4 separate regions of the Mus musculus genome follow, and all the other regions are linked to region 3. Evidence: chromatin loops called from intact Hi-C (ENCODE). Cell type or tissue: heart. All regions are shown on one strand.

The links. Peaks named below come from ENCODE experiments on the same cell type or tissue, not always from the same donor. Only the 100,000 strongest peaks of a DNase experiment are listed, where the experiment ranks them.
Region 1: a loop joins it to region 3, with 5 times the contacts of the local background. A loop is called at or near these places in 10 of 42 quality-filtered maps.
Region 2: a loop joins it to region 3, with 4 times the contacts of the local background. A loop is called at or near these places in 3 of 42 quality-filtered maps.
Region 4: a loop joins it to region 3, with 4 times the contacts of the local background. A loop is called at or near these places in 22 of 42 quality-filtered maps.

What each region holds. Positions count from the first base shown.
Region 1 is chr11:54,559,129-54,567,128 of GRCm38, reverse strand. It overlaps Rapgef6 (Rap guanine nucleotide exchange factor (GEF) 6), which reads right to left. Exons shown (of 29, transcript NM_001252494.1): 5 at 5,735-5,804. Among named protein-coding and RNA genes, the nearest start is that of Rapgef6, 40 kb to the right of the region's middle. In heart, a CTCF peak has its summit at 4,185 (motif pointing left); no DNase peak of the experiment used is centred here.
Region 2 is chr11:54,798,433-54,806,432 of GRCm38, reverse strand. No RefSeq gene overlaps it. Among named protein-coding and RNA genes, the nearest start is that of Cdc42se2, 15 kb to the right of the region's middle. In heart, no CTCF peak of the experiment used is centred here; DNase peaks (open chromatin) are centred at 922 and 4,422; H3K27me3 peaks cover 313 bases.
Region 3 is chr11:54,855,840-54,863,839 of GRCm38, reverse strand. It overlaps Lyrm7 (LYR motif containing 7), which reads left to right and starts at 3,243. Exons shown (of 5, transcript NM_029327.5): 1 at 3,243-3,288. The coding sequence starts at 3,271. It overlaps Gm31490 (a long non-coding RNA gene), which reads right to left and starts at 4,026. Exons shown (of 3, transcript XR_879859.2): 1 at 3,800-4,026; 2 at 1,810-1,924; 3 at 981-1,091. In heart, CTCF peaks have their summits at 3,224 (motif pointing right) and 4,318 (motif pointing right); DNase peaks (open chromatin) are centred at 519, 1,619 and 3,179; H3K4me3 peaks cover 1,838 bases; H3K27ac peaks cover 2,764 bases.
Region 4 is chr11:54,783,285-54,791,284 of GRCm38, reverse strand. Cdc42se2 (CDC42 small effector 2) reads left to right here and starts at 3,582. Exons shown (of 6, transcript NM_178626.3): 1 at 3,582-3,725. In heart, CTCF peaks have their summits at 3,428, 4,385 and 5,553 (motif pointing left); DNase peaks (open chromatin) are centred at 3,564 and 4,204; H3K4me3 peaks cover 2,088 bases; H3K27ac peaks cover 2,266 bases.

The sequences.
Region 1 (8,000 bases), 300 kb after region 3:
ACTTTATAACTAACCTAACATAGAAATTATTTTTTTTCCTCTACAACTACTTTTCCTACTAATATCACATCTCTCTGCTATCACAAAATATGCTTTAGGCAATGAATTAAGCAATTCAGTCAACAATCAATTTCCAGCTCCATGCTCATCTTCCAAAGACCAGATCCATTTCTCAGGAGGTCAATATTGTTTGTACATGTCCCTTTCCTAACACCTTTTCTTTTTTTTTTTCTTCCCTGAGACAGGGTTTCTCTGTGTAGCCTTGGCTGTCCTGAAACTCACTTTGTAGACCAGGCTGGCCTCAAACTCAGAAATCCACCTGCCTCTGCCTCCCAAGTGCTGGGATTAAAGGTGTGCACCACTACCGCCCAGCCACCTTTTCTTTTAACAGTATCATCACCATCCCTTACCTGAGTTTTAATCACTTCAGTCTTATAATACATCAACAGTGATCCTGTTGCTTTAGACATGTTCTCCAATCACATACTGTAGTCAGATAAGCTACCAAGATAATCATCCTGTCAGGTGTCCTAATATGACAATGGACAGCCAATGTTTACCATACTTATTGAAATTTTAAAAATTCATTTTATGTGTATAGGTTTTTTTTCTGCATGTATGTCTGTGCACTACATACGTCTGGTGTCTGCAGGGGCCAGAAAGCGGCACTGGACCCTCTGGAACTGGGGTGTTGAAAACTGAACTCAGCTTCTCTAAAGAGCAGCCAGTACTGTTAATCAGCATCATCTCCCTACCCTTGATAAATTTAAACTCTTACTCCTGATATTCAAAGCCATATATCTCTCTTCCTTAAACTATTTTTTCTCCCAAGACAGATTCTTGCTCTGTATCTGTGTCTGACCTTGAACTTGCAATATTCCTGGAATATTCACACAATTATACTTATTTATTCACACAATTATACTTATTTATGGGACATATTATATATGCACTTGCAGTATACTTATCATTTTATTTACTGCACATGGTTCTATGACATAAATGAAGCCTCACTGTTATAGGTCTATTTCTTATATTTATTTCTCTGAAATGAGTACTCTTTTTCTTTAGATTTATTTTATTCTTTGTGTATGGGAGTTTGTCTGCATGTATATATGCTTTACAAGTGTAGGCCCGATGGCTGCACCTGTAGAAATCAAAAACATGCAACAGAACTGGAATAACAGGTTGTGAGCTATCATGTGGGTGCTAGGAATCGAACCTGGGTCCTCTGCAAGAGCACAACTGTTAACTGTTGAGTATCTCTCCAGCCCTAAAATGTGTATTCTTTGTTGGTTTAAAAAGTTCCCTTGGTACTCGGAAGTACTGTAGTCTTGTTCTAGTTACCATTGTAGTCAAACCACCTATGACATTTCCTGTTTCTTTTTATTAATATAAAATTCACATATTAAAAAAACCTACTCATAGTTCAGTGGTTTTCTGTATAGACATGAATTTCTTTAACAGTCACCACTTTCTAGGTCTAGCTCATTATTACCACCCTAAAGAAATTCAGCATCTGTCTGTATTTCATCTCTATGTCCTTTCTATAAAAGGTAACTACTAATCTCAATTTTACCTATTAGTTCAATTTCTCTCCTGTAATATAATATTTATTTGCAACACACACACACACACACACACAGAGGTATACAGACAGAGAAGAAAAAAACCAGACACAGATACACACACAGAGATAGAGTATCACTATATAGCCCTCGCTGGCATCAAACTCACTATGTATGTAGTAGACCTGCCTAACCTTACCTTATACTCACAAGAGTTCTGCCTGCCACTGTCTCCAGAGTACTAGGATTAAAAGCATGTGCCACCACCTGGAGTCCTATTGTACATAACTTATATAAATGAAGTAATATAACTGATGGTTTTGTTGTCTAGCTTCTTTCCATTTTTTATTTTTGCATTCAACACAATATTTTTTTCTATCAATTAATTTATTTACTCACTTTACATCCCAATCACCACTACCTCACCCCTTCTGGCTTCTTTCACTTAACAGAGTATTTTCAAGGTTTGTTAATTTATGGAAGAATAGACAGCTCACTCTATATAAAGCAGAGTACTATTCCATCTTATGGACACTGAATAAGGTTTATTCAGGTTGCAGATATTTATGCTATTTCTATTTCTGGGAAATTATGGATAATGTGTACATCCGTTTACCAGATGTTATATATGTAGGGGTGAAATGAATGGGTAATATGTTGACCTACCTAACCATTTTTCTAACTGGTGGCAGCACCTCACACTCCCAGCAAAGACAAAAGTTCCAATTTTATTAGATGCTTTCCAATGCCAATGACTGCCTGCTAATAAAACCCTTTATCATTATTTTTAATTTTTGATGAAGTCTTCAAGTTACACCATGGGTGCCTTTCATATAGTTGTTCTCTCTTAAGAAAAACTGGTCTAACTCCAAGAATGTATTGGGTCATAGGCTGTTAAGTAGCTGTCCTTATCTTTCTACCTGGAAGAAACTATATTTAAAAATCAAAAATAAAAAAATAAAATGAAATAAAAATCATGTACAGAACCTTTTAAAGTATAGTCTCAACCTAAAAATTCCTAAAGGGAAAAGAAATCTTTGTGACTGTAATGAAATGCATTCTAGATAACAGATTCACAACCTCTTAAAAACAAGATAAATTGTTTTTTTTTCTGCTTATGAGAGAGGGTCTCACTATGACCCACATTGTCCTTGAAAGTTCAGCATTTCACCTGTCTCAGGTTCTGGAACTACAGGCATTTACAACCATGGCAACAAAGTGATCTTTGCTTTGAAAGATACCAACTAAGCTAACACATCCAATGAAGAAAAAGGTGTCTGGTTGTAGGTAGTTCCAATCATCCTTGAAGTTACTAGAGATCAAATATTTCAATGAATTCTCAACATTTTAATACATTCTGAAATATTGGATTATTTTCTACTATAATTAATAAAGCATTATAAACACAGATGAATCAGCAAAAACAGTTCTAAAAAGTAACTGGAGGGACATTGTCTATTTCTCATGAAATTTATCAACATGCATTTTCTTATCCCTTGAACTTTCTCATATTAGCAAAACAGTTATCAAAATCAAGGTTTCAATAGTATCTTACCTGTATGCCATGTTGCTAACAGGATTTACAATTCTCCACTGTCCAGTAGTCAAAAGAAAAACAACCATTATGTTCATTAGATGCTATATTTATGTCTTTTAGAATGGTTCCATGACTGTTCTATCTCCTGTCATTGAGATCTCATCAATTTGTAGAACATTCTCTAATTTGTCTGATAATTTGTGACTTTTGTTTAAGTATGAATGCTGAACAAGAATACATTCTAGTCATGACCTTTCTTCTTCTCAGTGTTGTCACAACAGGAGTAATATCCCATTAGTTTGTGTGTATATATAAAATAGCAGTAGCAGTAATTACTATTCTGATGAAAATCTGCCATATTTTAACATCAGAAATTTAGTAATGTCCCCTTTATAAATAATTGCTAGGAACATCCTCTGTGATGTCCTAAGTATTCTGTTGCCTAACTGAACATTAGCCTCCCTAGTTTTACCAATTGTAAGCCAAGTGTTTCCTTACCATTTGTTAGTTGGCATTCTACCATCAAGGAGTGCTAGCTCATCATCCTTCTTCATTTCTTCAGATCATCAAGATTTTAACTACTTGTATGATATATGAAGGCACCATCACCACTATAAATTTTTATTTGAATTCCCAAATGTCCCTAGGTTTCGCCAATGGGAGTGTTTTTGATCTGGGTCCTGGGTTATTTTAAATTCTCTTAAATGTTTCCTTTACATTGTTGCCAGCTAATGAAAATACTTTGTTTCTTAAAGGGGAAAAAGATGATAAAGAGGTATAAAGGGAAATTCATTGTTAAATATTTTTTAAAGGCATATTTAATACATTAAATGTGCACATTAAAATTCTAGGCAGTAATTTTCTGTATGCATGTATGTATGTATGTATGTATGTATGTATGTATGTATGTATGTATGTTAGTTAGTATTCTGGCTAGTAATATATGTCTCCTCACCCTAGTCCTCTTTCTTCTTTTTCTCTCTTCCTCTTCTTTTTTTCTCTTTGAGACAAAGTCTTAAGTAACCCATGCCGCCTGACTCATCATATGGTTTTGAAATCATGTTCATCCTGCCACCTCCTGGCCAAGTGCTTGAATTAAAGCGAGAATCATGACGTCTGGCTTGTAACTAGTTGCACATTAAGTTTACTCGTTTAAAAATTAACAATTCTTTTTTTGTTGTTGTTGTTTTTGTTTTTTGTTGCTGTTGTTGTTTTTCGAGACAGGGTTTCTCTGTATAGCCCTGGCTGTCCTGGAACTCACTTTGTAGATCAGGCTGGCCTCGAACTCAGAAATCCGCCTGCCTCTGCCTCCTGAGTGCTGGGATTAAGTGGGCCGCCACCACCACCCAGCCAAAAATTAACAATCCTTAAACACTTTTTATTAACATCTTCTTACATTATTTACTCCCCACCCACACACTCCACACCAATGGTGGAGGTCAGGGAACAATTTCTGGAGAGCAGGCTGTCAGACTCGGTGGCAAGGACCTTTACCTGATGAACCCTCCCACCAGTCAAATACTTAAACAACCTGGTGATAAATTAATAGGTACATGAAAATGTAAGCTAACGATTTCTAAGTCTTAGTAAATAAAAAGGACATGGTAAAATGCCAGAATAAACTCTGGGCTTTAAACATGCTGGCATGCATTTCACTGAGGGGATCTCAAGGAACTTAAGCACAACCAGTAGCCAGAGCTTAGCTTGGTTTTTAAACATTTTCTAAAACAACAACAACATCACAAACAAACTCCCTTTACAAAAAAGAGATAACAGCTCCACGTTTCAAACAGCAAATGTAAGATGACTGTAGCCTAAAATGACTTCCTGACTTTTCCTGATACATAAACATGCTATATACCTCTTGCATGTGCACTAAGTATTAAAGCACATTGTTATCCACTGCAGTTTGACCACCTACAGTTCTAGGGCAGCCAATACCCTCTTTAGACCTCTGTGGACACTGCACACATGTAGTTCACTTACACACATGCAGGAAAAACAATCATACATAATATACATACATATAAATATAACTCTTTTTAAAAGCCAAATTTTCTAGAGTTCTAACAACTATCTAGGCTCTTATGGAAAATAAAAATATATTCATTAAACACAAGTCTAAATGAAATATTATCTCAAATTATTAAAGAGTACAAGTATTGGAAACAAACTATTTTTACTTGGGCCGATTTCCTATGTGCCTTTATTTTCTCTAGCTCTTCCCCTCAGCTCATCTGAAGTTTACTGACTCCATTACTGGCAAAGGAAAAAACACTGGAAAAAAATTATGTCCCTTTAAAGAGGCCTCCCCACTTCGTTGACACACAGACAGAGATACACATATTTCCTCTCCGCATTCCCCCGAGCCTACTTTTTAATTTTCTGGTGGAACAGGTAAAGAAAGTTACCAAATTTGGGACATGTTACCTCTATTATCATTTTAGACATCATTTCAACCACAACAGAAGTGTCAGAGATAAAAATATATAAAGGTGCTATATGGTTCTGATGTTATTTAAATATCATCATAGGATAGGCCATGGAAAAGAAACTTTCTTGAGTATTGAAAGCCTACCACATTTAGAGTTGAAACTGAAGCATACAAAAAAGCAATTCAGCATCTTACCACAATCATTTCTGAAGGTTCTAACACAAGACAATCACATCCTCTTTTTCCTCCAAACTGCTTACCAAAACTATAAAAACAGAAAAACAATTTCTTTAGCAGAAGTTATAACGTATGTCAATATGGGAAAAATAAAAGCTCCAAGACATTAACTGAGAAATTCTGATCATCTTACTGAGATTTTTCTAACAAAAACAAATGAGTTCTTCTTAATTGCTCATATATGACAAATCTCATTTCAATTCTGTGTACAACTTTTTCCAAAATTTCTTTACTTAGTCCCCATAATTGTTTATGTAAGATATTTTCCTAATCTTAAATTCTAAACACTTAAACAAGACTAAATTGAAAGAAAAATATTCAAGATGTGATAGTATAGTTATGTTTTATAAAAGTACATTATTATACTAAATAACATAGAGAAACAAAAAACATTTTAGTAATGAAGAAATGCAGATAGACAATAAAATGATGTTTTTAAAAAATGGAATCGCCAGATTAGTTATTTCTGGAAAAAATAAAAAATTAAAAAAATAAGCCTTAAAAAGTCTATGCTAAGTATTCCATATGCTTCATCTGAGAAAAAGATTTCTACGCAAATCAAAACTAAGAAGAAATAAAAGAAAAACTGAGCTTTAGAAAGGTCAATTTTAAAAAAAGTTGTCAAACACATGAGACACAAAGACAAACCCTGTAGCGTACATTTAAATTTGAGATCTAAGACACTAGCACGGTGACACAGAGATATGTGATGGGTCTGAGAGTTGTTATAGTGCTTACAGTTCCTATCAGCAATAGGAACTGATCTACTGTATAGTCTACTAGCTTAACTCAGACTTGATTACTCTGAGCCTTATCTTTTAAATTTTGAATGGTTTCAGGGAAATAGCTAGAGAAAATAAAGGCACATACGAAATAGACCCAAGTAAGAAATGATTTGTTTATAATACTGTGTCCTTTAATAATCTGAGATGATCTTTCATTTAGGTTCGTATTTAGTGAATAATTTTTTTATTGTTCCATAAGAGGCCTAGACAGTTGTTAGAACTTTAGAAAATTTGGCTTTTAAAAAGTTATTTATATTTACTTATTATTGTTTTTCTTGTGTGTGTGTGTGTGTGTAAGTGAACCACGTGTGTGTAGTGTCAGTGGCTAAAAGCACTTTTTGCCCTTGCAGAAAACTTGGGTTTGAGTATCAGTACCCACATGGTGGGTCACAACCTTCCGTAACTCCAGGACTAGGGGATTTGACATCCTCTTGTGGTTTCCACTGGCACCAATATATATGTATACACACATGTAGACAAAAATGCTCATATGTATGAAATAAAAATTATATATCAAAGTAAAATACTGCCTCTACATTAAATACACAGGAAGGGGAAGGATACTATTGTCAAAAAAAGGCTACTCAGAATAAATTCTAAGTCATTTATAAGGCAAATTACAAAACTTTACCAATGAACTGGAACCAGGGTCTAAATAAAGCAACAAGTAGCATATACTTTCACAAGGAGACTCAGAATTACAATTTTATAACATGTAAGATATGGAGAGACGGCTCAGTGGCCAAGAGCACTGATTGATTTCCCAGAGGTCCTGAGTTCGATTCCCAGCAACCACATGGTGGCTCATAACCATCTGTAATGGGATCCAATGCACTCTTCTTATGTGTCTGAAGACAGCTATAGTGAACTCATATAAATAAAAATAAATACATTAAAACAAACAAACAAACAAATAATAATTTCCAATAAAAATCCTAAACAAAATTCAATAAAATTGAATAGTAGGGCATTGTGGCACACACCTTTAACTCCAGCAATCAAGATGGGCAGAGGCAGGTGGATCTAATTCAAGGCCAGCCAGAGTGGAACAGTAAACCACCTCCCACCCAAATCTAATGAAATTACCTTTTGAACGTAAAAAAAGATCACTTTATTTCTATACTGGAGCGTTTTATGTATGTTTCCAAAATGAGTTTCATGCAACACAGAACAGGAGCTGCATACACTCTTGTAAATGAAAATACAAAAATGAAAGAAAATCATAAAAGTATATATGTGACAAATTCCAAGATAATGGAAGGTAAGCAGCTCAGGAGTAGCATATTTTTCCAAGAGAGAAAGCAGCAGCAAAGCTGACCTTGAAAAATGCTTAGCTTACTATCCTTGCTACATGTAATCTTGACAACACTACCCAAGAAGCAGTTATTGAACTCAAAGATATCAACTCAATTTTAAGAGAGAAACTGCTTCAAAATTTT
Region 2 (8,000 bases), 57 kb after region 3:
TAAAGGGCTTCATAATAAACATTTCTTAAACTGCACGTTACACTCAGTGGTACTATTAGTAGTCACTCTTTTTTGATTTGAGACAAGGTCTCAAGTGCCTCAGGATGTCCTCAACCTTACTATGCAGCTAAGAAAGACCTTGAGCCACTCTTCCTGGGATCTGGAGTGAGGGGAAGGGAGCCCCGAACTTCTCATAGAGATGAAAGCAACACTTAAAAGCTGAGCCGTCTGGGCTGGGGCTGGGACTCCGGTGGTGAAACACTTGCAAGGCCCTGAGTTCAGTTTCCTGGGAGTGAAATGAGAGGGCTGGTGAGATGGCTCAGCAGGTAGAGCTGGATGTCAGTACGTCAGTGTCAGTATGTCAGTATGTCTGACTACCTGAGTTTCATCCTGGGGACTCAAATGGTGAAAGAAAGAAAAAAAAAACTTTGAGTATTTTTTCTTTCTCTTTTTCTTTTTCTTTTTCTCTTTCTTTTCTTCCTTCCTTCCTTCCTTCCTTCCTTCCTTCCTTTCTTCCTTCCTTTCTTTCTTTCTCTCTTTCTTTCCTTTTCTTTTTTTTCTTTTCCCTTTCCTTTCTCTTTCTTTCTTTCTTTCTTTCTTTCTTTCTTTCTTTCTTTCTTTCTTTCTCTTACCTTCAAAAGCATACCATGGTACATGCCTTTCCCTCCAAAAACCAAAACCAAAAACCAAAAAATACAAAACAACAACAACAACAACAAAAACAACAACAACCCAAAAACAAAACAAAAAACAAAAACCCCCAAGCAATGAGCATATACTTAATAAACCCATCTTTTCAAAGGATACGGAAAGGCATGCAGGAGGCTTGAGTATGTGTTGCTAAGTGAAACAAGCAAACCAGGAAATCAAACTATGAGACTCTGGCTCCATGTCAATCTGGTAAGAGGCTAAGCTGAGGACACAGGAAGGCCAGTGCTTTCCAGAGACGGTGGGGAGGGCGAGGGAAAGGGCTGGGTATGTAGAACATAGGGAATTTTTGAGCTGCAAATCTCTTCTGGATGAGACTGGAGTGGGTGGGTGTGTGGTGGGGTGTCAAAACAGTTGCAAAAAACCCAAAATGTTCAACAATTTAAGAGAGTAGCTTAAATTATGTTAGCTGCAGCTAACAATAGCGTGTGCCGGGCAGATTGCCACATGTGTTCTCCCATGAGGCCTGCTGAAACACAGTGAGCTCCAGGACTCTGTGAGCAATGAAGTACATTGTCTCACAACATAGCAACAAATAAAATCAAAACGTGTATATACGTAATCGACTGTAAAAATGTATACTGAATTAATGCAAGCTGTAAAAAAGGAGAAGAACGGGGCTGAAGAGAAGGCTAGGGTGCTTAAGAATATAATCTGCTCCTCCAGAGGACCCAAGTTCTGTTCCCAGCACCCAACGTCCTTCAACTTTTGATCCCTCCTGGCTGCAGATCTTGAGTGCTGGGATTGTAGGCATGCACGACTATTATTTTCTCTTCTGTTGCTGTGACAAGAGACCATGGCCAAGGCAACTTATAAAAGAAAGCATTGGCTTGGTACTATGGTTTCAGAGGGTTACAGTCCATCATGGTGGGGAATTGTGTCAGCGAGCATTAGATAGGGTGGCTGGAGCAGCAGTCAAGAGCTCACATTTCAGTCCTCCAGCAGGAGGGAGAGAGGCACACTGGGAAGGTTGCAGTCTTTTGACACTTCAAAGCCCACCCGCTAGTGACACACCTCTTCTGACAAGGCCACACCTCCTAATTCTTCCCAAAGTGTTCCATCAGCTAGGCACGAACTGTTCAAGGATATGAGCCTACAGGTGCCAATCTCATCCAAACCACTATAGCTACCATGTCTGCTTTTAGAGGCAGCTGGGGTCACACCAAGGACTTTGTATATTCAGCAAGCATTCCACCAACTGATCCCCATCCATAGGTCCCTAAAATGTACTTTAAAAGAATTTATAGACACAGTAGAGCCACATGAAACAAGTCTAAGAAAGTATTAATATGATGTAGCTACTTGTTTGGGCTTTGGAAGATTTTTACATTTTTATTTGTGTGTGTGTGCGTATGTATATGCACAAATTGCGCAGGTGCCCATAGAGGACAGAAGAAGGCATCAGATCCCCTGGAGCTGCAGTTACAAAACACTCTTATTCACTGAGCCAGCCATCTCGCTAGCCCTGTAGCCAAGGCTAGCCTCTGAGTGACCCTTCTGGTCTCACATCCTGAATCCTGGAATTACAGGCATGTGCCACCACGCCCAACTCTCTGGACATTCTTAGCAACTAAATCACTTGTTGTACTCGTCATATATCTCATTTATTGTTTTACAGCTTGTCAGTTAATGAAAAATGAAGGTAGAATTGAAATAATTTCTTGATAAGCAAAAGAATGTTGGGCAGGGCTTACCTAGGATAGGAAGCTCTGTTGAGAGCTTCTGTAGGCGGCTTCCTCCCCCATCCCCCCGAAGTCAGGAAATTCCTGTGGAGAGGAGTTTTCTAGTATAGACAACCAATTTCATGAAAACTTATGTGTTTTCCCCATTTAAAAATTTCCCAGGAATCAGCAAAACTATAAAACTGTTAACATCGGATCAAATGAGTTCATTTTCTTTCTCAAAGTGTCTTCTAAGAGGTTCTAAGATGAAAAAAATCAATCAAACAAACAAAAAAAAACAAAAAACAAAAAACAAACCAGAACTGGTCCATTGTGTCTTTAAAAGATTTATTTTTACTTTTATGTGCACGAGTGTTTGTCTGCTTATATGTGTGTATATCACATGTATATTGTGTCCACAGAAGCCAGAAGAGGACGTTGGATGCCCTGGGACTGGAGTTACAGGTGGTGGTGAGCTGTTGTGTGAGTGCTGGGACACAAATCCAGGTCCTCTGAAAGAGCATCCAGTACTCTCAACCATGAGCTGTATCTCCAGCCAGATTCCCACATTTATATCACTGTATTTGCCTTACCTTTTAGTAGAATGGAATATTTGCAGAAGGGAAACATGAAAAAAAGAAAGGAAAAGGTTGTGTGGGAGACTACATTCACAAGCAACAGAATATGGTATGGAAATTACCTTGTCTTGGCTGCATCTTGTGTGCACCATTACTGTTCACGAGGAGAAAATCCTAACTAATGGCAAACTGTTCAGATTAGCCAAAACAAGCCAGAGAGCAGAGTACAGAGGTGCACATCTGTAATCCAAGCACTCAGGGGGTGGACACGGGAAGATTAGGAAATCAAGGTTATCCTTGGCTATGCAACAAGTTAGAGGCTAGCTTGGGTTACATGAAACCCTGAATCCAAAATTAATAATAAATACATAAATAAAGCAGGAAAGATGAGTCTTCAGGCCTAGGGTAGAAGAGTTTGTACTGAGATCAGGCCTTGGGTTTGATCTCTACTGTGACCGTGAACAGATGAAGACATAAACCAGAAGGAAACTAACCTGCAGAACCGCCGAGGAAACAGAACAGCAGACATAGCCACGACGTCCCTTCCGAGCTCTCAAATTCCACCATTAATGAATGAGTGCCACGTGGAGCTTATCAAGGAAATATGTGAAGCAATACAAACTTAGAGTGCAAAGGTTATGTATGAGACATTAACCCTGACTCCATAAATGTCACTCTCTTTGGTTTATGAGTTGTCAGTGTATTTAAGCACAGGAGTGTGCAGGTGCCTGTATGTGTGAGTTCAAATTGATGGTTGGATGTATGTCTTCCTCTATTGCTCTCTACCTTTTTATTTATTTAGTAATTTATTATTATTATTATTATTATTATTATTATTATTATTATTATTATTATTATTAATTAGGCTGCCAGTGAAACTGAAACTTGCTGTTTTGGCTAGCCTGGCTGTCCAGCATGACCCAGGATCTCTCTCTCTGTCCCTGGCACTGGGGTTAGAGGCACTTCCTACAGCACCTCGCTTTTGCATGTGTGCTGAGGATCCTGACTCGTGCTTATATAGCAGACACTTAACCCACTGAGCTAAACTGCAACCTCCAAGCTACATCATTGACTCACTTGGTCTTTGTGCCTGACTCATTTATTCTCTCCAGCTAACTTCAGGCACCTTAGTATAATCTGATCTCTGTCTCAGAAGCCCCAGCGTTGTTTCCTGTATACACACACACACACACACACACACACACACACTTTACACTTCACACCGTGCACTCAGTCACTAACTCTCATCACATTTTCTCATGGCTCTCTGAGTTGACACATGGCTCTTCCACACTTAAAGACTTCCACCCCCATTTTGGTAATTCCTCTAAATTGCATCCTGTCCTTTAGGAATCCTTTCTGGACTTTCAGAACTGGAGTCCAATGTTCTTCATCAGAACTTTGACTAGAATACTTAGCAAAGCAACTTCCTCCTCACACAGCATTGTGGAGCCGGAAGCTGCGGTTGCAACATCTTGATTCAGCAGCTTCCTGACTGATTGGGAGGAAGGAGGCTGCAGAGCCAAGGGCAGAGGGTGACTAGTCATCCCTGGGAAGGCTGGCTTGAAGTCACAGTCAAGACCAAGAGCTGTCTTCTCAATGAGCTGTTAGAAGCAGTTAAGAGGCAAGACATTTGTGGTCCAAGGGGTGAGCCTGAGAAGACCTCAGAGGCAGAGTGGGCAGGAGTAGGGTGAGGAGGTCATAGATGCTGTGTTGATCCTTTTATTGATCTTCAGATTTCTCCACTCCTCATACAATAGACAACAAACATTATTGAATTGAATTGGACCCTGCTAGAACAGCCTTTAAAATTCTTCTTCTTCTTCTTCTTCTTCTTCTTCTTCTTCTTCTTCTTCTTCTTCTTCTTCTTCTTCTTCTTCTTCTTCTTCTTCTTCTTCTTCTTCTCCTCCTCCTCCTCCTCCTCCTCCTCCTCTTCCTCCTCCTCCTCCTCCTCCTCCTCTTCCTCCTCCTTTTCTTCCTCCTCCTCTTCCTCCTCCTTCTTCTTTGTGTGAGTGTGTGTGTGCATGCGCACACAGGTATTTGTGAAGGCCAGAAGAGAATGTTGGATTCCCTGGGGCTGGAATTCCCTCCTCACCTATAGTGTGTGTGAGTGTGCAGGTATTTGTGAAGGCCAGAAGAGAATATCAGATTCCCTGGAGCTGGAGTTACAGGTGGTTGTGAGGTGCTAATGTGGGTGTTGTGAACTGAACTTGGGTCCTCTGGAAGAACAGTGTGCACCTTTAACTACTGGGCCATCTCTCCAGACATATCCTCCCTTCCTCTCTTCTTCCTTCCTTCGTTTCTTTCTTACTTTTGTATGCATGAATGTGTGTGTTGGTGTGTACTCATGCCATAGTGCATGCACGGATGTCAGACAACCACTGTGGAAGATGAACTTGTCTTTCTACCTTGCAGGTCCTGGGTGTAGCTGAGGTTGTCAGGCTTGGCAGCAAGCAACTTTACCTACCAAGTCATCTCGCAGACCTATAGACTATTCCTGTGTAGTGGTGCACACATGATTTCCCAGCACTCAGGAGGCATGGTGAGGGAATTCTTCACAAGTTCAAGGCTATATTATCTGGAAATCTCTCACGGGCTTTTTCGTTGTCCTGCCTATACATATATGAATGTGACCTATTTTTTCTACCTGAGTCACCGGGAGAAAGATTACTTTGAATCATCTTTGAAGGTCTCTTGGGGCCTTAGGTTTAGCTGAAGTACCAAAGAGTATTTATATGTATGGGATGTATGTATGTATGTATGTATGTATGTATGTATGTATGTATGTGAGACAGGGTCTTAATATGTAGCCCAAACTGATTTTAAACCTTCCATCCTTCTGCCTCTGCCCTCTCTAGTGCTAGGATAATAGGCATGTGCTGCCACATCTGGTGAATCCCAGAAATGTGTGTGTATGTAGAAATAATAAGTGTGGCCAGGGGCAGTGGTACTTACCTTTAATCCCAGCACTCAGGTGGCAAGGGCAAGCAGATCTCTGTGAATCTGAGGCCAGCATAGTCTACATAGTGAATTCCAGGGCAGCCAGGGCTATGCAGAGAGACCCTGACTCAAAAACCAACCAACCAACCAACCAACCAACCAACCAACCAACCAACCAACCAAACAAACAAACACAATAATGAGTGTGTTTGTAGTGCATTCTTGTTTCACTATTTTCAGACCTTAGTTTTGCACACTAGTTATATTGATTGAGACAAAAACAAACATGTGGGCTCTCAAGAGTTTATTTCAAGGTCTGTGAGGATCATAAATGTTTAGTCAACAAGTAGTTATTTTAGAGACCAGTATATGTTCTCCCGTGAGACTTCATAGTTTCTGGGGACCACTCTTCTTTGCTTTTATTTCTTTATGTTATGAAATTTGAAATCAGAAGTCAGTGTATTGCTTATACCCTGGTCCCCTGATTGAAGTGTGAGTCTTTATAACTAAGAACCAATGGCTTGAAAAAACTCTTAAGTTTGGTCTTTATCAGAGTGTAATGTATATGTATGTATATTTTCATATATCTGTAGTTATTCTCTTTTCCTTTATGTATACTTATTTTATAATTAATGAAGAATGGAAGAGATTTGATTGAAATATTTCTTTAAATGTCTAATACTGAATTGGCTGATCTCATGCCCATAGCTTCATGTTGCCATTGAACCCCTGAACATAATTACTTTAAACTGAGATATGTTGTAAATAATAAAACAAAACAAAAGCACATGGGGCGAATGAGATGGCTCAGCAGGAAAAGGAGTTTTCACCACACCTGCTGTCCTGAGTTAAGCCCTGGAAGGACAGAATTCATTCCCACAAGCTCCATATATGTACCATGACACACCGCTGCATCATGAACATATACACTGTCTTGGTTATCATTCACTGTTGACAGAACCTAGAGTCACCCAGGGAAAGAAGTCTCAGTTGAGTAATTGTCTTTACCACTCGGGTCTGTGGACTTGTCTGGCAGACATTGCCTTTTTTTTTTTTTTTTTAATTTATCTATTATATGTAAGTACACTGTAGCTGTCTTCAGACACTCCAGAAGAGGGCATCAGATCTCATTACGGATGGTTGTGAGCCACCACGTGGTTGCTGAGATTTGAACTCAGGACCTATGGAAGAGCAGTCGGTGCTCTTACCCGCTCAGCCATCTCACCAGCCCCAGACATTGTCTTAATTGATATAGAAAGGCCACACAATGGACAGGTCCTGGGCTGTATAAGAAAGCTAGCTGAATGAATGATTGACTTCTGGGAAAAAGAAAATCACTTTTCTTTAAGGATGTGGCTCCTGGCAGGTCAGTCATACCTCAGTGGATGACTTCACACCAGGTTTGTATGGGTAGCACACTTTTGAGTTCATGGGTCATTTAAAAAAAAAAAAAAGACAAGAGGTTGTGGGAAGTTGAGGGTTAGAGAGGTGAGGGTGGATCTGGGAGGGGTGAGGAGGAGGGGATGGGATCAACTATGTCTTTTTTTTTTTTTTTTTTTTTTTTTTTTAAAACTTTTTCTTTTTTTTTTTTTTTTTTTTTTTAAGATTTATTTATTTATTATATGTAAGTACACTGCAGCTGTCTTCAGACACTCCAGAAGAGGACATCAGATCTTGTTACAGATGGTTGTGAGCCACCATGTGGTTGCTGGGATTTGAACTCTGGACCTTCGGAAGAGAGCAGTCGGGTGCTCTTACCCACTGAGCCATCTCACCAGCCCGGGATCAACTATGTCTTATGAGATGCTCAAAGAATTAGTTTAAAGAGTAGGCAGGGTCTACCTAACCATGAGATTGAGCCTGTAGGACCCTCCAGTTCCTCTGCTCTGCCTTAGCTGTGAGTGAGTTTCCTGGTCCAGGGAAACACTTCCTGGACTTCCTGTCCTGATTTCCTTCAGTGGTGGACTGTGATCCGGAAGTACAACCTGAAATGAACACTTTCCTCCCCTAAAGTAGAATTTTAAAAAAAAATGCAGAAACAGAAAGCAAATGCTAGAACACACACACACACACACACACACACACACTGAATAAAATTTTAAAGTACATGCTG
Region 3 (8,000 bases):
CTTTTGTGGTGCTGAGGATCAATCCTCATGTTTATGTAGCATGTACTTTGCACTTAAAGCTGAGCCTCAGGTATGTTTATCTTTTGGAGACAGGATCTCATCTTGTAGCGGGCAGAACCTGAATTTGCTATTTAGCTGAGGATGACCTTGAACTCTTGTCTCTGCACACAGCCAAAAGGATGTTTGTAAAGTGTAAACCATGGTGTCAGTCTCCTGTTGGTACTATTTCAGAGCATGCTATCCCAAAATGATACCCAAAGTCCTTTCCTTGACCGATAGGAACCTGCGTGACTGTGTCCTGTCTGTTTCTCCTCCTTCATTTACTTCCATTTCAAGCTTACTGACTGGCTTCACGCAAACCGGATGTAATGAGTAGACTGTGCCCATGTCCCCATCCCTGGGTCCTGTGAACATGTTATTAGGTAAAGAGCATTTTAGAGGTGTGATTAAATCAAGGATCCTGAAGTAGGTAGGCGCCTGGGGTATCTGGGTGAACCCAGTGTAACAACAGGGCCCTAGAGAGGAGAGGAGGGAGGTGATGAGGCAGCAAAGGGACAAGATTCTGGTTTGGATGACGGTTGGGTGGCATTCTGGAAGTCCTAAGTGTGATTTGTTTCCACCAAGGGAAAACTGGTCACAGCAGAGCTGCATTCTCCCTGGAGGCTCTAGAGGGCAGTCCACTCCCTTGTCTTTTCCAGCTTCCAAGATCATGTGCTTCCCTTCGGTTTTTGGGGGGTCTTTTTTATTCATCTCCAAAACCAGCAGAGGAGTATCTTTTTACATCTCCCTCTTTTCCTTCTTCCACTTTCAATGTGACTCATTAGGCTCACCAGACCGTACATGAAACGTCTCCCATCTCAGAATATTTAATTCACTTGCCAAATTCCTGCAAGGCAAGGCAATGAGAAGTTCTGGGCACCTGAGTGCACACATCTTTTGGAGGGCATACTCCTGCCTGCCACATAGCTCCAGGAACTTACATGATGAACAGTTGGAATTTCCACTGAGTTCTGGCGTTTCTTCAGTTCAGTTCCCACCACCGGATCAGTAAAGAGTGTGAGCTGTCTCGTTTCCCTTCATCTCTGGAACAGCTGAAGAAACTATCATGTTGGCTTAAGACTCACTTCTGATCTCATTTGGGCACTGTAGAACTATGTTTTAAAATTTTATCTATTATATGTATACAATTGCATGACATTATGGGCACCACAGGCATGTAGGAGCCAACGGAGGCCAGAAGAGAGTACTGGATCTCCCAAAACTGGAGTTACAGCCTGTTGTGAGCTGCTGTGAAGGTGCTAGGAATCCAACTCCAGTCCCCTGCTGATCAGTAAGTGCTGTTAAGCACTGAACCATCTCTTCAGCCACAGGATCCATATTTTTAAATAACATAGAAGGGTTTTCATTAACTTTCTAATCAGAAGTTATTATTACAAATTACTTTTTTTTTTTAAGAAATTGATCTATAGTACTACAGAAGCCACCACAGTATAAGATCATCTAATTGATTATTGTTTTGGATGAAAGACAATAGCCACTACACTTGATTTCATTGGTTCTATTAAAAGCACTTCTGCAGCCGAGCAGTGGTGGCGCACGCCTTTAATCCCAGCACTGGGGAGGCAGAGGCAGGCAGATTTTTGAGTTGGAGGCCAGCCTGGTCTACAGAGTGAGCTCCAGGACAGCCAGGGCTACACAGAGAAACCTTGTCCTGAAATAAATAAATAAATAAATAAATAAATAAATAAATAAAACCTCAATAAGAAATTTTTAGTGAGATTTTATTTTTATGAGTGTATGAGTGTTTACCTGGATGTGTATGTATACCGTGTCCTTGGAGGCCAGAAGGTGTCAGATCCCCTGGGACTGGAGTTCAGGCAGTTGTTAGCTGCCATATGGGTGTTGGGAAATAATCTCAGGTCCTCTGGAAAGAACAGCAGTGTTCTTAGGCTTTGGGCCAGCTCTCCAGCCATCAATAACAATTTTTAAAAGTTGACAATTATCTTTGTGTTCTTATATAAGACTCCCTAGGCATGGTATTTCACATTTGTAATCCCAGCCTTGGGGAGGTAGAGATGGGAAGATCTCTGAGACCAGGACAGCCAGTCTAGCCTAACCAGTGAGTTCTGGGCCAATTCTAGGTTTTGAACAAGGTAGAAAGCATTCCTGAGGACGAGTACAGGTTTGGTGGTGACAACTTTTATTCCAGCACTCCAGAGGCAGCAGATCTCAAAGTTTGAGGCCAGCCTGATCTATATAACAAGTTCCACACCAGACAGGGTTACTGTGACACCCTGTCTCAAAAGCAGAATTTTTTTTTCCTTTTTGTTTTTTGATTGACACAGAGTCTCATATAGTCTAGACCAGGGCTGTCCTTGAATTCTTGATGCTCCTGACTTTACCTTCCAAATACTGGGTTTTCAAGTATATCCCACCACACTCAGCTTAATCAAAGATTAAGAATCTTTGATTCTTAATAAACAGTCAGTTTTACCTAAAAGTAGCCTAAAATGTTACAGGAATGTTGAACGCAAATGATTGCGGAACAGGAGCAAGGTGGAAATTTTTATCCATGCCTGCAAGTACTAAGTTAAAATGTATATAAATGTTTTATGGTTATTACTATGAAGCTTCTAATAAATTATTTCCTACCTCAGCAAAACCAAAGAACGGGGCAAGATAAGTAGGGCAATAATGCAGAAGGTGAGGAGGCTCTGGGATCAAGGGTGTGAACTTGAGCAGGCAACTCAACCGCACCTTTGGGGGGAATAATTAAGAGAATGTACAAACAGAACGTTCTGGAGTCAGCGTTCTGATATGTATGGGCTGTGGTTGTTAGGACTTAGCTTTTGTTTGCTTACGTTCCCAAGGAGACAGTCACAGCCCGGAAACCTTATAATATAGACACTTAAGAGACGCCCACGCCCTTAAACAAGAGATAAAAAACGAGCAGGTTCCGAGGCCACCCAGTAACAAACAGTGTGCGCGAGCGGCACGCTAGGCGCGGCGGAGTGAAGTCTGCCCCTAACAAACATGGCTTCTCAGCTACTTCCGTCCTCCTGTCCGTAATTTGGCACCGCGGCTTCTCGCGTTTTTATACTTAGCTCTGCTTAGCAAACGCCTGAACTTCCTCCTGCGGGGAAGGCGGGCTAGGAAGGACATGTTGCATTCTGATTGGTTGCTATGCGGAGCGTCGCCAGCTGTGCCCCGGCCCTGATTGGTTGCCAAGAGGGGGCGCCCTCAGAGGCGGAGTCAGCGGCGTGGGGAGCCATGGGTCAGCCCGCCAAGGTGACAGGGCCGGGAGGAGGGTGCAGGGATGCTGAGGCTCAAGACCCCGGCAAGGGAGGGAGGCGACCCCGAGGGGGGCTGAGAGTGTAAGAGGGTGACAACCTTCAGGGGCAATGAGTGGTAGAGGGTGACAATTTTGAGGGCAGTGAGGAGAGACGACCCTATGGACCGTGAATGGAGGAGGTTGATAGCCATGTGGAAGAGTGAATGATGAGGGAGACAACCTGGAGGGGCTGCAGTGGAGAAGGGGGGGACAGTGAGTGAGGAGGGAGTGGATCTCGAGGGGCGCGGAGCGGAGGAGGGTGACAGCCACACGAGACAATGAATGAGGAGGATGGCTGATCCATGAAAGGTAGTGAATAGAGGAGACTGATGACCATAAACCGACCACCTATGCCTTAATAAAGAAGTTCCATAGTAGGAAGACTATAAACAACTAATAAAATCGTAAGAAGTGCTTCAAATTAATAAACAGCATGTTTTGTGAACCTATAAATAGGATTTAACTTACCTAGAGGAATACAGAAATCTCTAGTGGGCGAGAGGCAGCATTGCTGAGCCTACTTGTTGATGGCAAGCCCAGGCAACATAGATCTTGTCTCGAAATTTAAGAATCACGGGGACTTATAGGCAGACACCTGAAGTTTGATTAAGAATTAGGAGGGGCTGGCCTCAGACTTGTAGCTCACACCGGCGGCCAATTCTCAGCAATCTTCATGCTAAGTGCTGGGAATCTGACTCCCGAGCCACTACGCCCAGCTACTTTTTGCGTTTGAAAAGAAGTTTCTTAGTAGGGCTGAGGTTGTATTTAACTTTTAAGTTGGAGCCCTTAGCATTTTCAAGGCATTGGCTTCCATGCCCAACAGTGCATAAATAATAAGTAAAAAGATATGATTAGCTACAATGTAATGCCGGTTCTAGTAGATTTGTGGTAATGAAGATCACATTTTCTTTTAAAATAACTTTTTCAACTATTTTATTTGCAAGGCATGTATGTCTGTGCACCATGTGCATGTCTGGTACTCACAGAGGCCAGAAGAGGGTGTCAGATTCCTTGGAACCGAAGTTACAGGAGGTTGTCAGCTGCAGTATGGCTGATGGGAAGAGCCTGGTTCCTTTGTGAGAGCAGCCAGTGCTTTAACCTCAGAGCCATCTCTCCAGCCCCCATTTTCTTTTTATTAGGATAATGGTCTTAAGCTAGTGGTGCTGTTTTTATATTAATGGACACCCCCACTCCCCAGGAAGTACTATATAAAATTACTCCGATTACTATCCTTTAGTGTTCCACACTGCAGACTTCCTATGGTCTTAAACTTTGGGATCAAGTGATCCTCCCTTCTCCACTTTCTAAGATGCAGGGACATCTAGACACCTAGTCTCGTGTGTGTGTGTGTGTGTGTGTGTGTGTGCGCGCGCGTGTGCGTGTGCGCGCGCGTGTGCTAGTGTGCTTCTGCCTGCCTGCCTATCTGTCTCTTTTTTGTTTGTCTTTTTTTTTTTTTTTTTTTTTTTTCGAGACAGGGTTTCTCTGTATAGCCCTGGCTGTCCTGGAACTCACTTTGTAGACCAGGCTGGCCTCAAACTCAGAAATCTGCCTGCCTCTGCCTCCCGAGTGCTGGGCCTATATGTCTCTTTACCTCTTGCTTAATTTATATTTTATTGTGTAGTGCTGAGAAATGAACTCAGGACCCACTACATTTCAAGCACAGTCTATGTGGTGCCTTTTAAAATTCATATTCCTGGGCTGGAGAGATGGCTCAGCGGTTAAAAGCACTGGCTACTCTTCCAGAGGTCCTGAGTTCAAGTCCCAGCAACCACATGGTGGCTCACAACCATTGTAATGGGATCTGATGCCCTCTTCTGGTGTGTCTGAAGACAGCTACAGTGTACTTATATAAATAAATAAATAAATCTTTTTTTAATCCATATTTCTATCAACAGTCTCTGCCAGGCAATGGGCTCTTATTGCTGAGCACTTTAGAAAAAAACTCCTTTCTCTACACATCACTCAATTCCAAAGCCACCCCCACATGTTTAGGTTGTTATTGTTCCCCATTCCCCCATACCAAGTCTGTTAGTTTCCCGTGATTGGCTAAGCATCCAAAAAAGGAAAAAAAATGGAAATCTGAAATCTTATTTTTTCCATTTCCATGTGTGTACTAATGTGTGCCCATATGCATGTGTATGACGGCTTCTGCTGTTCTCTTACCTCATGTGTCGAGGCAGGGTGACTCAATTAGACCCAGAGCTCTCCACTGTGAGCACAGCTAGTCATCTGCCCTGTATTTTCGTGGGTTCTGAGGATCCAAACTGGTCTTTACCCTTACAGAACAAGCATTGTAACCACTGAGCCATCACCCTAGCCCTAAATCTAAAGTTGATTTTCTATCTATCTATCTATCTATTGTTTTTAATTTTATGTGCATTGTTGTTGTGCTTGCATTCATGCCTGTGTGAGGATGTCAGATCCCCTGGAACTGCAGTTACAGATAGTTGTGAGCTGCTATGTTGGTGCTGGGCATTGAACCCAGGTCCTCTGGAAGAGGAACCTGTGCTCTTAACCGCTGAGCCATCTCTCCAGCTTTCAGATATGCATATGTGTCTTAGGTTCCATCCTGTTTCCCTCCCCGCCAGTTTCTTAGCTATTCTCACCACTATTCCTTTTCAGTTTCATGTATTATCACAATGTCAGGCTTGTGGGCACTCCTGTCCCTGTCCCCACCCCGACTCCCACAAATTCAGGATGCTGAGAAGTCTTGGCATTCCTTCCACTTTTCATTTCAGAAATTGCAGTTAGGTTTCTCTGAGCTATCTGAAACATCTTCCCGGGCTCTTAGGATAGAATACATTCCTGATTGTGAGTGGAGGAGTCAAGAGAAGATGAAAGGGGGTAGGTTGAGAGAGAGCTAGAAACCTATGCAGACTGGCCGAGTCCACCACCTTCCCACACTAAGTTCTTGTCAGGATGATCATTGAGGCTTTTGTTTTGTTTTGAGAGTTGTTGAAACAGGCTCTCAAGAAGCCCAGGTTGGCCTTGAACTCACCACATAGCAGAGGCTGACACTGAGCTGATCCCCCTGCCTCCACCTCATGAGTACTGGATTGACAGATATGAACCACCACACCACTTAGAAGATTCGTATTTTATTTTATTTTATTTTTTTGACTGTTTCATAGAACAGTTTTTTAATGAGTTGCTAGATGGAGCCCAGGGCCTTACCTGAGCTAGGTTGTACCTCCAACTGCTGCCCCCCCCCCTTTTAATTATATGTCTGTGTGCATGTGTACGTGGGCATGTGTGTGCAAGTGCAGATGCCTGCAGAGGCCAGAACCACTTGATGTGGGTGCTGGGATCCAAGGAACAGAGCTGACGCCCACCGGAGAACAGTGCATGCTGCTAACGACTGATCCAGCTACAGTGCATGCTCCTAACCACTGATCCAGCTCCCCAGCTCCTCATTGCTTTTGTTGGTTTGAATTTGGCGTGGGGGAGAGGTTTTGGCGTGGGGGAGAGGTTGGGGGATGGGGATGGGTGTTGGTGTTTGTCTTTTGAGACAGAGTTTCTCTCTAGCAGCCAGACCCTGTTTTGTTCTCTAACTCAAAGAGAAATAACACTAGAACATTACTTTGCAAGCCCCTTGCTGTGGGGAGCGGGTGTGGCGGCAGTCCCAAAGGCGCCAGGGACTGCAGCTAAGTCATATGACTTGCACCTGACTTCCTCATATAAGACACAAACATCTTGAGTGCTGCGCAGGTGTACCAGGATACAGGTGAATCCAATTTGATGGAGATATGCCCCTGCTGCCCTGATTAGCTGAAGCTGCATGCCTGGTGAGGTGGCGTGGCCTGCTGTGCGTGGATGGGAACTGAGAGTATAAAAGAGTGAGAGGCCCAGGGTTCGGCGGAGATATATAAACAAGGGAGATATATAAACAGGGGAGATATAAACAGGGGAGATATAAAAACAAGGGAGATATAAAAACAAGGGAGATATAAAAACAAGGGAGATATAAACAAGGGAGATATAAACAAGGGAGATATATGGAGAAAGAAGAAACAGGACTGAATAAATGTGTGCAGAAGGATCCTGTAGCAGCGTCGTTCTTGCTGGCGAGTTGGGGGCGCGCTCGAGAGTTGGTGCCGAAACCCGGGACAAGAAACATCTTCAGGCACAAGCGAAGACCCCCTGCTACAGGGAGGATTCAGAACTGCAACACGGGGAAGAAGTGGTTAATAAAGGTTCCCGTAAAACAGACTGTTGAGAAGGATCCGGCGTGGATTCAGAACTCTTCAGCTGGGAACGGTACTGATGAAGAGAAAGAAGAAAGATGAAGACTGAATAAACTGCTGTTAGAAGGACTGGTGGTCGCGTCGTTCTTGCTGGTCGAGAGCAGGCGCGACAATTGGTGGCCCGTACGGGGAACCGACTCCCCCACCGAGTTCAGAACTTTCAGCAGTCAGTGGTTGCCGGCAGGGTAAGTTCACAGTGAGTGAAACTTGCGACCCCAGGAGTTTGGGAAGGACCTCGGATAAAATAGAGGCGAGCATAAAGTTGCCAGGAAGCAGGCACATAACGAAAGGTTCCCGGCTTTGGGACAAGTTAAGGTTCCTGGTTTGGGGACAAGTTAAGGAACTATGATAACCTCAGTGTAGTGATCAATAGATCCTCGCTGTGTAGTTATGCTTTTTTCTCCCATTGACCCTTTGTGGGTAGG
Region 4 (8,000 bases), 73 kb after region 3:
TGTGTGGCTATGCATTCACAGTGAGTGCATGTGTGGGTGTGCATTGCAGTGTGTGCATGTGTGTTATATAGAGGCCAGCGATTGACAGCACATATCTTTTATCATTTTCCATCTTGCTTTTAAGGATAGGGTCTCTCTTTCAGTGAGTCTGGGAATTGCCAACCAGGCTTATTGGGGATCCTCTCTTGCCTCTGCCTCCCCGTGCTGGAATTACAGGCTTTTTTCATGGGGGCTGGGGATGGAACTCAGTCCATCTGTACTGTACTGTACATCAAGTACTTTCCCTGACTGAACATTCTCCCCAGCCCCTGCTTTGAGATCTTCAAAAGAAGATTTATTCAATTTAGCAAAATTGCAGAATCAGGCCACTGCAGCAGCTATGTGAGCTCAGAAGAGATTAGGAGCTGGTTAGACCAACATGTTGCTTCTTGCTGTCCTTAGTGTTACCACTTGTTATGGATTAGGAAGTGCTTGAGACAGCTTTTTTTTGTACTTTACCAACTATGGTACTTATCAGTATCTTCAGAGGCAGGCCAGTGTGCAGTGATCAACAGTGGTGTCTGCTTTCTGTCCCTGTCCTTCTTTGGGAACAAGACTGTACATGGGAACAGTCTTAAAGACAGTGAAGACACATCCTGTCTCTGACTCTAGAAAATTCAGTGTTTGGTGTTATCATAATGACAAACTATATTTTGACATGATAAAATCCATTGTAAATGATTTTTGTGAAGAACAGCAAAATTTAACACTGGCCCCTTCCACCCTTCCTCCCAAACAGGGTCTCACTATATAGCCTTGGTTATATTAGAACTCACTATGTAGAACAGGTTGGCCTTGAATTCACAAGATCTGTTGGGATTAAAGATATGTTGTCACTGTGGCTGGCCTAAAACTTTATTTTTAAAAAAATCTGAATCATAAGGTATAATTTGTAGCTTTGTTTTAAATCATAAAGAATAAATCAAATAGGTAAAGAGACTGCTACTAATACAATATTGAGCAAACCATCATGTATATCCACTGTTAAACAATAGTATCATCTAAGCTAGGCCCATGCAAGTAATCTCAACATTTGAGAAGCAGAGGCAGGTGGATTGCCATGATTCAAGGTTACCCTAGACTGCAGAGCGAGTGCCAGGCCAGTCAAATCTCTGCATAGAGAGACCCTATGACAAGGACCCATAACAACAACAGCTGTAGCAATAAAACAATACCCATCTAATTGAATAGAATTGTGCCCTTAACAAAAGGGAATATGAATGGTCCTAGCAACCAAAATTAGATGTTGTTCAGTTTCTCTCTCTCTCCCTCTCTCCCTCACACAGGCAACTCTCTCTCTCTCTCTCTCTCTCTCTCTCTCTCTCTCTCTCTCTCTCTCTCTCACACACACACACACACACTTATTTATTTACTTGGTTTTTCAAGACAGGATTTCTTTGTATAGCCCTGACTGTCCTAAACCTTGCTCTGTAGACCAGGCTGGCCTTGAATTCATAGAGATCCACCTGCCTCTGTATCTTAAGTGCTGGGATTAAAAGCATAGGCCACCATCACCCAGATGCACACTTTTATAGAATATTAAATAATGTGTAACAATTCCCGTAAGGATTGCTACCTTTTATGGATAAGTGGTAGAAAATATTGTTTAAGGTGACCATATTTGCATGTCAAAGAACAATGCAAGCAATGTATGACACTTGGGAAGTTTTGGTTTTTTTTTTTTTTTTGGTCTTAGGAAAGTTTTTTCAAAACAGCATACCTTTAAGTACTATATCAAATTTTCTCTACCCTATCACATTATTCTTACTCAGTGAAATAGGGTACAGGGATGTCACTGGTCAAAAATTGCATCAAACATCAAGTAAATGGTTACTGTACACAAAAGAACTGAGAAGTCCAAATGTTTATGGTCTGATGTAGGTTAAAATCTAATGGTTGGTTGACTGGCAGAAAGTGGAATCAAGAGGAAACTGAAAATAAAATTGATTATTTTTGTTGTTGAACATCTTGGGGGTATTTAATTTTTTTTTCATTTCCTCTAGGCACTTGGGACTGATTAGTTGATTAGAACAGTTATCCCCAGCCTCAAAGGTCTGCATGTGTGTGGTACTCACCAAGCCAGAGCAAGGCCCTGGGTTTCACCTACAGCACTGCAGAAATCAAATCCAGCCAACCCAAACACCCAGCTTCTAGTGGGGAAGACAGGAGCAAAATTAACAGAATAAATTGTGCAGACTGTTCTGGGAACAGGAGAACAAGGGCAGATAGATGGGGGAAGGATTGAGCCTGTAGCAATGTAAAGAAGTGGGTTTAGGCTACGCATCATTGTTAAAGAAGATCTGAGTGGAGTTGAGGGGAGAAGGCAGACATTAGAGAATGTCCTAGTCCCTGAGTATAGACTGGACATTGCAAGCACCAGTGAGACTGGAGATGAATTCTGAGACCTATAGGGAAAAAAAAAAATCTCAGAGGCTTTGTCAGCCATTGTAAAGATGTTATCTTCTACAGTAACGGGAACACTGGTGGATTTTGATCGGATGAGACATGAGCTGACTCTCCTTGCGGGAGGATATTCTCCCTCTTGTTTTGACAACACAGTTTGTTGATGGTGGTCAGGGAGGTCATTTAAGAAAGCCACTGAAGTGTGACTGGGACCACGGATGACAGAAACAATGTAGATGAACAGTCTGATTTTCTTTTTGTTTGAATGTAGAACCACGCCAATTACCCTTATGGACAGAATGGATGTGAAATTGAGAATAAGAGGAACCAAGGAGTACTCCAGTTTTGTCACTGAACAAGCTAGAAATTTCCTATCAATAGTGATGGTCATGCAGCTCCCTGTCTGAGTATGTGTGGCTAGATTTCAGTGGGAAGGCGTCCATTTGTTTCTTGCTTCTGGGTGCCTAAAGTGTAAAGTTAATGTAGTCATAAAATGTGGTGGCTGAGGCAGGAGGACTGCTGTGAGTTCCAGGTCAGCCAGGGTTCTACTCCAAAAGTCCTTAAGCTTGTGACATACACTAGTAATCCCAGCGCTTGGGAGACGGAGGCAGGAGGATCACAAGATCCAGGCCATCCTTACCTATATAGTGAGTTTGAGGCCACTCTGGGGCTACAAAAAGGCCCTCCCTCAAACAACGTCAAAGCAAAACCAAAAAAAAAAAAAAAAAAAAAAAACCAAAAAAAAAAACGATCCCACAAGAAGTCACAGAGACGAACTTTTCAAATGCCAGGTAGATATTCTTGACTCTCCAATGAGTCAGTGATTCTGATTCCTTGAAAGTAACGTGATCTGAGCGTGAGAGACATCTGGTGCTGGCCAGCTCTGCCTAGCAGCGCCTTGCTCGCCCGGGCACGTCTACGGCTGGATCCGGACAGGAAGGTGCTGTGGCGCGAGGCAGCGGCATCCATCTTCCCCGTAGCCCACCCAGCGGTCACTCTTTGCGCGCCTAGCATCCCCTAGGTCTCGCCACTCCCTCACTGGGCGGGGCCTCACAGCTACCAGCCCGCCTACTGGGGGGGGACAGGGCGTGTCCTTGTAGTGGGGGCGTAGCCGCGCAGCCGCACACACCGCTTGTGGCTCCGCCTCTGCGCGCCAGAGCCTAGGCGGGAGGGCGGAGCCCGAAGCGGGGAGCGCAGCTGCTTGGTGTGTGGAGATCCTGGAAGCTTCGGAGCCGGCGCTCGGAGCCGCGCGGCTGGAGCAGGCGGCGGAGACAAAGGCGACGGTGAGTGAGGGAGAGGGCCCCACGTTGGCCCCGCCGCCCGAGGCGCCAAGTGTAGGGTCGCCACTCGGAAGGTTGAGGGCGAGCGCGGCCCGGGCCTCTCCGCGCTGCGGACTGGGGCAGCAGACTGGGGCTGCGGACTGACTGAGGCTGCGGCGGCTCCATTTTCCAGTCTGGGCGAGGTCCTCACGCGAGGACCGGCGTATGGTTCTCTTCATTCTCCGTGAGGCCAGCTTTCACCGTAGCCTGCACCTTCCCGATGGGGGAGGCGCTACGGACCCCTCCCCCAGTCCGCAGCCCCGCCAGTCTGGACCGGCGCGGAGCGGCTGGGCTCCCGAACCCCGACTCCCGCCCGGCCTGCCTGGGACCCCGAGAGAGGAAGCCGGGCCACTGCCTCGCAGTCGCTGCGGCGACTCTTACAGGTTGTTGCACCGGGAGCTCGCGGCCACGGTGGTGAGCATTACTAACGGGTGTGGTAGGTAGCGGCTCGCTGACGTCCGCATTTCGAGCTGAGGAGCAGCCCGGTGCCGGCTGATTTCAGGCAACCCTGGGAATTCCGTTTTAGCGGCAGTGATTGCTACTGCCGAGCTTTCCTGGAGGAGTTTGGTAGTGATGTGCAGAGCGCAGCACTGAGACGTTCTGGGCCTGGGAGTACAGCTCAGTGGTAGGGAACTTGCCTTGCATGTAGGAGGCGGCCCAGAGTAGTTCAGTTCCCCAGTACTCCCACCCGCCACAAAAAGAGGGGGGGGGGGGAAGAAAGAAAGAAAGAAAATTAAATGCTCTTAAAGGACCCTTGCTTAGTAAAATATTGATATAATGAATGAATCTTAAAACACCACACAGAACTGTTCCTACTAGTAAGATGAGGCACATAGCTTCTTGACTCAGATAAAGGACTATTGGAAAGAATGCCTAGCAAGTTTCTGTCCCCCATCCCCATGTAAACTATTAATAATTAGTTGGTCATTATTGCCAGCCAGCATAGCAGATAGTACCTTTGAGATGTGAAATTTTTGAGAGAAGTTGGCTTACAGATTTCTGTTTCTCAGCAGGCCTGATTTCTCCTTTTCTTTGAAAATAATTGAGAAAGATGTTTGGGGTGCATTTTGAGGTCTAGCTTTCTATGTAGTAGGAGTAAAGATGTGTGTGGGCTTTGGAGGGACTGTGGCATGGTCAGTCTTGGATCTCTATGAGCCAGGGAGAGAGAGCTCTGAACTTTAGGGGAGGGGATCTAATGTCGCCTTGGTGGTTAAACATCACAGTTTACCCAGCATACTCATTAGACACATATTAAGCACAGAGAGATTTTTGAATTCTGTTTGTGGAAGGGAACAAAACCTGGAAATGTTTCTCTCTTAAGCTTGAGCATGAAGTTCATTATGTAGTATCGATGTAGCAAGTAAGGACCTCCCCAGACCCCTAGGGCTACTTCACTTGGAAAAATGGCTGGTGAACTTCAGGAAGTGTTCATTCATAGCATCCTACTTAAAAGTTAATGAGTAACTTTTTAAGGCCACGATTATTGGGTTATGGTTTCATTTGTCAGCTTAATAAAAATCCCAGTAGGTTTTAAAGCGACAGGAAGAATGGTTTCAACAAGATGGTGTTTTATTTTTCTCCTGAACTAGATTTTGATGCAGTGTTTTTATTGATAGTGTGATTCCAGTTCTGTTTCAGTAATAATCTTTGTAATAACATTTTCTGTATTAAAAAAAAAAATCTCTGCTCTGTGGTTAAACCAGCACTTGCTGCTTATCTAGAGGATTGGAGTTAAGTTCCTAACACCCACACCTGATGGCTCACAACTGTCTGTAATGGGGATATGATGCCCTCTTCTGGTCTTCATGGAGCACCAGAATACAGGTGACATACACACACATACACATAATTACAAAACAGTAACGAGAGAGAGAGAGAGAGAGAGAGAGAGAGAGAGAGATCGATCCCCAAAGATGGGCAGGGAATGTGGGTCAGTTGACATGAAGTCGTTCATTCAATCACCACAAGCAGTATGATAGTGGGAGCCTTACTACCAACACCTGTAATGGTGGAGGCAGAGGGATCATGAGTGTAAGGCCGTCTTTGGCCTATATATCACAAACGTAAGGCCAGTCTGAACTATATGAGACCCAAAAGATAACAAGGTAAATTAGTAGATTTCTTTTGTTTTGGATATTTTAGCCATTTTATTTTATTTCATTTTTAACAGAGCAGGGATGTGGCTATGGTAGTATAGTTTCCTAGTATGTGTGTACCAGGCTCTGTCTTCCATCTTCAGTACCACAAAAAGAATGGAGTTGATGGGTAGAAAAAAAGAAATATCTTAAATAAAGTACCTTTCCAACATTTTTGTTTTGTCTGCGTGTTTATCATAAAAAAATACACTATTGACTAAATAGTGTTGACAAGAGAAGAATTATTAGTAATAATATGTGGTGCTGTTTGGACTTCCTTCTAGAAGTACAACTATGATAAAACTGTATATTAAAATGCAGGTGTGGGCTAGGCACTGGTATGCACCTTTAATCACAGCATTTGGGAGGCAGGAGGCAGGTGAATCTCTAAGTTTAAGGCCAGCCTGGTCTACATACCTAGTTCCAAGCCAGCTAGAGCCACAGAATGAGACCCTGTCTCAAAAGGGTTGGGGGGAGATGTAGGCCGAGGATATACTGTAGTTGTCAATTTGTTTAGCATATGTGAGGCCTTGCTTGCTTGGTTGCTTTATCAAGTTCCAGTCTAGCCTGAGCTACATGACACCCTATTTAAAAACAAAACCAACCAGTAAAACAGCCCCCTCAAAAAATAAAAATTACCACCTCCCAAATAACCAAACCAAACCAAACAGTGATGACTTCTATAGCCTGGTTGATAAGAGTTTTTTCCCAGTGTGCAGAAGCCCTGGCTTGGCGGTGCACTGCTGCATTGCCTCAGGAAGATCGAGGTGGAGAACAGCATTGTGTTTTCTATGAACATGAAGTTTCTGTTGTCTTTGTTGTTGATGTTTTGGGGTGAGACTGAGCCAGGGCCTCATGTGTTCTCCGTCAGACAGTTGGAGCCCTAACCCATCTTCATTTTATCTTTATATTTTCATCTATGACTTACAAATAGTGAAACTATATGCCACAGTATGATTTTTCTAGTCAACAGCATTGACTTTTTATGGCTGTTCCTAGCAATAGTAAGGGAAGAGTACACATTTGAGAGAATGTTCTGAGTTTAGATGTGTAGGGTCCATATTCAGTGTTTTTTCTGAATCAATAAAAGGAACCCTCACACATGTTATTGATAGAGAAGTTTCTCTTTTTTAAAAGTTTTAAAAATTTATCTATGGATTTTATGTATGTGTATGCTCTATTCGCATATACTCTTGTATGCCAGAGGCATTGGATCCCATTTTAGATGGTTCCGAGCCACCATGTGGTTACTGGAAATTGAACTCAGGGCCTCTGGAAGAGCAGTCAGTGCTTTTAACTGCTGAGCCATCTCTCCAGTCCCTCACTTTCTTTAAAATTTTTTTAAAATTTAGATTTAGATTTAATTTTCGGTAGAATGTTTTGCCTGTATGTATGTATGTATGTATGTATACCGTGTGTGTGTCTGGTGTCTGCCCATGGAGCTCCGAGGGGGTGTCAGAGTCCCTGGAACTAGAGTTATGGATGATTGTGAGCCAAGCCACCACGTAGGTGCTGGGAACTGTACTCAGATTCTCCACAAGAGCCACTGGTGTTCTAAGCAACTGGGCCATCTCTGCAGTCCATAGTTTCTCTTTTCTTAAAAAAAATTAGGATTTCTGTTTTTTATTTTTAATTATGTGTATTTATGTGTCCAGGTGTGAATATCTACATATCAGTTAAGGGTCTGTAGAATCCAGAAGAGGGAATGGAATCCCCTGGAGCTACAGGCAGTTTAAGCCACCAGATTTGGGTGCTAGGAACCAGACTTGATTCCTCTGTAAAAGCAGTATTTGCTTTCAACTGCTGAGGCATCCATCTCTCCAGCCCTGACAGTTCTTTAAATGCTATATTTTCTTGTAGGAGGAGTTATATGAGAATATACACCACAAGAATGTGGTAGTGTCTGGGTTTTTGTAAAGTATACTCTATAATAGTCATATGGTGAGGAGATCACCTAATGATACATTTTGCAGAATGTCTCCATCATTAAAGTTTGACTCCTTCAGAAGTCGAAATTAATGTTCTGCAAAGTCCATCTGCATCATTGCAAGGTAATGAAGATTCACCACTGTTTTTACAGTAAATTTAGTTGGCCTTTGTGATT